2 separate regions of the Homo sapiens genome follow, and region 2 is linked to region 1. A link is an interaction called in ENCODE POLR2A ChIA-PET data of the cell type or tissue named here. Cell type or tissue: GM12878. All regions are shown on one strand.

Region 1 (2,500 bases):
TTTTTGAAAACACAGACTTGGCAAGCTTATTTAGTTATTTCGATATATGAATCCTCCTCATACTTTTTCTAACTTGTTTGCAATCCCTAAGAACGAGACCTTCATATTAAGGGTGAGGATCCTTGTTTCCTTGCCCTCTTTATGGTCATTTTGCTGCCCACCAAGCCTTGAGCCTGCCTCTTAAGGGCACAGTTGATTTGTAACCTAAGGCAGTATCCTAGGCTAAACTAAGGGATAGCCCTTTTTCCTGTTTCAGTTGAAATAGCCCTTGCTCACCTACATGTTAAGTAATAGAGCAAATTGTAATAAAGAATATTCTTTACAGATTAGTTTTGGTCAAGATGAGTCAATGTAAAGTCTATGAGTGTAGAATTTTGTGAGAAAATAGTTTTGGAATCTAAACAGATGTTCTGTCCTTCTGGTCTAATTAATAAGTACACAGGGGACTTCAGTCTCTTAATTAAGTGCCTCTAGAGCACTGTATCAGTGACGAGATGAACAACTCTCACCTCTTGGCCTAATGCTAATGTGGTTTAATCGGAGAATTCCCTCTGGCACACTGAAAAAATAGATTTTTATTAAAAAGATCGGTATTGAGTTTGCCTTTTAAGCACCAAAGTCTCTATTTCTTGTTAAAATTAGTTGAGAAACTTTGAAATACATTAGCATTTATTAACTAGATATAAGACAAATCTTTCTTAATTTTTGTTTCATAACAGAAGAGAAGATTCACAAAAAGTTAGAGGGGTCTCCCTCTCCAGAGGCAGAATTATCCCCTCCAGCAAAGGATCAAGTGGAAATGTATGTAAGATTGTATTCGGTAATAAAGTGTGCATTTGTTAAAATCAGATGAATAACTGCTACATGGTTTCCGTTTTCTGTTTGTCATCTTGTTTAGTTTCATTATATATAATGTAAGAAACATTTATCGAGCGCTTATATGCTTGACACTGAGAATTCAAAGGTGAAACAAGATGGTTCTGTCCTTGGTGTTCATATTCAATATTTGTGGAACAAATGAGTGAAACATAGAAGGTTATTATTTGCTAAGTCTATGTATGTACTATTACCTTTAATATTCACAACAGCCCTTTGAGACAGCTGTGAGAAATTAGGATTATCAGCCGGGCACAGTGGCTCATGTCAGTAATCCCAGCACTTTGGGAAGCCAAGGCAGGTGGATCACCTGAGGTCAGGAGTTTGAGACCAGCCTGGTCAACATGGTGAAACCCAGTCTCAAATATTAGTTGAGCATGGTGGTACATGCCTGTAATCCCAGCTACTCAGGAGACCGAGGCAGGAGAATTTCTGGAACCCGGGAGGCAGAGGTTGCAGTGAGCTGAGACTGTGCCATTGCACTCCAGCCTGGACGACAGAGCGAGACTCTGTCTTATTAAAAAAAAAAAAAAAAAAAAAAACAAGAAAGAAAAGAAATGATTATCCATGTTCACAAGCAAGAACACTGAGTTCCCACTGTTTACTGCAGAGGGAACATAGGCAATCCTTGACCTGCCAAACCTGCTTCCTAAAGATACTTTTATTTTTTTGTTCGTAAATAGTCTTAAAATAATCTGCATTATAAACAGACTTCCCTATTATACATTTTATTTTAATCTTTCGAACCTCTGAAACCTAAGAAAAAAATAGCATTTCCTTGGTTTGTATAGACCTGTATTATCCAGCACAGAAGCTGTAAGCCATGTGTGACTACTGAGCACTTGAAATGGGGCTGGTTCAAACCGTGATGTGCTGTCAGTGGACAATTCTCATTGGATTTCAAAGACTATATATAAAAAAAAGTAAAGTATTAAACATTTTAAAGTATTGATTACATGTTGAAATGATAATATCAGGAGTTTAGTTAAATATATTACTGGAGTGCATTTCACCTATTTCTTATGTTTTTAATGTGCCTACTAGAACACTTAAAATTACATATGAAGCTCAAAATATATTTCTGTTGGTCAACTCTGACATAGACTGAGAAAGAGAATCAAGTTCAGGCCCTTTGAAAACATGGCCTTTTACCACTTCATGTGTGACCTTGAGCATTGCCTCTGAAACAACAGTCCCCAGTAGCCAATGTGACTTTAAATTCTGCCCTTTGCAATCTGTTCTGCTCTGAAATCTTCAGTGGCCCCCAGTTTCCTAGCAAATCAAAAATACTTTCTCATTTTCAAGCCCCCTGAAACCAGCCTCCCTGGCTTTTTCTACGCTGCATTTCTGGTGATCACAGCTCTAGTTAGTTTTCCATTCTGTGAGCATAACATGTGTGTCTTGGTGTCCTCACACAGGCTCTCAGGCCTCACAGGTAGTACTCACTAAACTTGTGGAATAAATCTGGAATTTCAAGGCTCAGTTGTGGCCCACTTTAATTGTTGTAGGCCTCACCGACATCCTCTTTCTGAATACTTGAATGTGATCATTCCTACCCTTTCTGAGGGCCTGCTTCAATGCCAGGCAGTATGCTAGCAGTTACGTAAGAAGCTGCTGTTCCAAC
Region 2 (2,500 bases), 84 kb after region 1:
AGCCAGGCTGGTCTCAAACTCCGGAGCTCAGGTGATTTGCCGTCTTGGCCACCCAAAGTGCTGGGATTCCTGGCATGAGCCACTGCGCCCGGCCAAAAGCAGCTCTTTAAGTTCTTACCACTTTATGTTGCTCCTGACATCGTCTTCCTGTGGGGAAGGCAGACACTTGCTGTGAAGCTGTGGAGTGTCAGTAACATTCAGGAATGGCGTGAACTGAACCAAAAAAGACCTTCCTCAGCTTGCACATCTGTTCCTGTGACTTGTCCCACAGACAAGGCAGTGTTTCTGCCCTGGTTTCTGGAAGGTGTTGATGTCCTTAGAAAATGCACAGAGGGCAAGGTTGTTTTGTGGGATGGGGTAAAAGGAGAATGAATTTGCTCCAGATACGTCAGACCTCCTGTGTTCATGGAACTTCCTCAGGCTTGCAGGCAGCCTCAGGAAACAGTACGCCCATCTTCCTGGAGGCTCCAGGTGTGTGTTTAGGTCCTTTGCCAGCCCACCTTCCTTCTGCCCTAGGTGAGGTTAGGTTCAGCCTGGGAGGTGGCGATTCAGTATGAAATGCAGGAGAACTGGTGTGGGACCACAGGAATACACGGGCTTTGAGAAACCCATGGGCAAGCCCATTCCTGCAAAGCAGTTCTTCAGCCATCAGCCACTTGCTACTCATAAATTAACTTCCCTTTGCCCAGATAGGGATAGAATCTGTTCTGCTTTTCAGATGTTAGTGGAAAATATCATAGAATAATGCAGTAATTAAAACGGTTTCCTCCTATTTCCTATCTTAAATAGGAGATTATTTAAAATATTTACACATCTTTTTTATTTTTAGAATATTCAGTACAAGTAACACTGAATTATTTCATGCCTTCTGTATTTTTCATGTGCACACATCTTACTAGATTGCCACATCAAATCAGTTCCTGTTTATGTTGAGCGAGCTGGGTTTGTAACTGCGAGCTGTTTCAACTCCAGTTTTGCTGATTCTTTGTTGTGAATAGCTGTGGTTTATCTCAAGAATCCTGTAAGATTCTGTATATGGAAGAATGGTGAGTCATCTAGAGTTGCAGAATAGCCCTTTTGGGCCCCACAGCAGTCCAGTTTCAGTCCAGTTTTCCTGTTCATTCCCCCTTGCCTCTAGCAAGAGGCTTTTACAACCCAGGCTCTGGGTACCAAGTGTTACAGGTACATGTTTATAGGCGTTTGAAAGTTAGAGGTTAGCTTTAAGCTCTGACCTCCTTTTAGGTTTCAGATCTGGGTGTTAAACACATTTTCTGTGGTGGGAGGAGTGAGGCGGGGAAGGCGGGTCAAAAGGAGTGGGCTCTGCCTTCCCCGCCCCCACATCCTGCAGAACCAGGCACGAGGAAGAAGGAAGGTGAGGGGCCAGTGGGTGGGATGAGGAACCATATCTCCTGGGTCACCCTTACCCTAATACCTGGCTGTTCATTCACTGTAAGTTTTTTGCCTGGGATAGATTTTATCCCTTTTAGAGGTTCGTTTGAGAGCAGTTATTTTTAAAGCAGAAGAAATTGAGTGGCAGGCAAAATTCCTGGGACAAATACATTAATATCTAGTTAGGTGGATGAATGTTCGCTGCTGTAACAAACTTGAAATATACATAAAGCTTCAAACACAACGGAGGTTGATTTCCAGGCCATGCTCCCCTAGGTTCCTTCCGTCCTGTGGCCCCATCGTTTTCAGCAGAAGCTTGCTGGGTTGTTCGGTATTACACCAAAGCAGGGGAGAGCGTGTGTAGGGACCAGTGTGGGAGTTCTGAGAGCCAGCCGTGCCTGAAGCGGCACACACAACTCCACTCAGAGTTAATTGGCTGGAATGCTGCCCCTACCTGTGAGGGAAGCCAGGAAAGAGGACTGCGCCCAGGACAACGAGGAAATGGGTTTGGTGAATAACTGGGAGCCTCGGCTGTGATGTCTTTTCCTTCCTCCCTCTGCCCCTCTCCCTTCTTCTTGAGAATTAAATGCCTGAAACCGATTAGTTGAATACCCCTCTCATTCTCTTGCCCAAGTGATAGTTCCCACCACCTGGAGGATGAAGTCCAGACCAGTTGGTGTGGCCTACGGGGCGTGCAGGATCTGGCTGCTGCCTGCATCTCTGGCCACCAGTGGTGCCAGTGCTCAGAGCCAGTGACGCCCTGCCTCTGCACCTTGCCTGTTCTGCTGCCTCTCCCGGGCAAATTCTTGTTTGTCCCTTAGGATTCAGCTTAAGTGACACCTCCTCTAGGAAGCCTTCTTTGATCACCCCAACCTCTCCCAGACCTCTAATGTGGACCCCACAGTCCCTGGACTTCTTTGAGACCACACTAGCCCACTCCCCGCCCCCTCCTGGAACCTTGAGCTTCTGGAGAGCTGGGGCCACACCGTCCTCCTGTGGTTTTCCGAGCCGGTGCAGGTGGTCAGCAGATAACCTTGAGTGAATGTGAATCTAAAAAAAGTAATAAAGGGATCTGGCACACTTAACTTTTAAATCTAAATATGTTTCTTTT

The links. Peaks named below come from ENCODE experiments on the same cell type or tissue, not always from the same donor. Only the 100,000 strongest peaks of a DNase experiment are listed, where the experiment ranks them.
Region 2: POLR2A ChIA-PET joins it to region 1 with 7 read pairs; 3 of 35 experiments call an interaction of 5 or more read pairs at or near these places.

Annotation. Positions count from the first base shown.
Region 1 is chr4:6,857,706-6,860,205 of GRCh38, forward strand. KIAA0232 reads left to right here. Exons shown (of 10, transcript NM_014743.3): 6 at 720-801. Among named protein-coding and RNA genes, the nearest start is that of TBC1D14, 51 kb to the right of the region's middle. In GM12878, no CTCF peak of the experiment used is centred here; no DNase peak of the experiment used is centred here.
Region 2 is chr4:6,941,391-6,943,890 of GRCh38, forward strand. All of the region lies in intron 2 of TBC1D14 (TBC1 domain family member 14), which reads left to right. Among named protein-coding and RNA genes, the nearest start is that of TBC1D14, 33 kb to the left of the region's middle. RefSeq lists enhancers at 914-983, 1,528-2,353, 2,354-2,500. In GM12878, no CTCF peak of the experiment used is centred here; a DNase peak (open chromatin) is centred at 1,091; H3K4me3 peaks cover 1,060 bases; H3K27ac peaks cover 1,589 bases.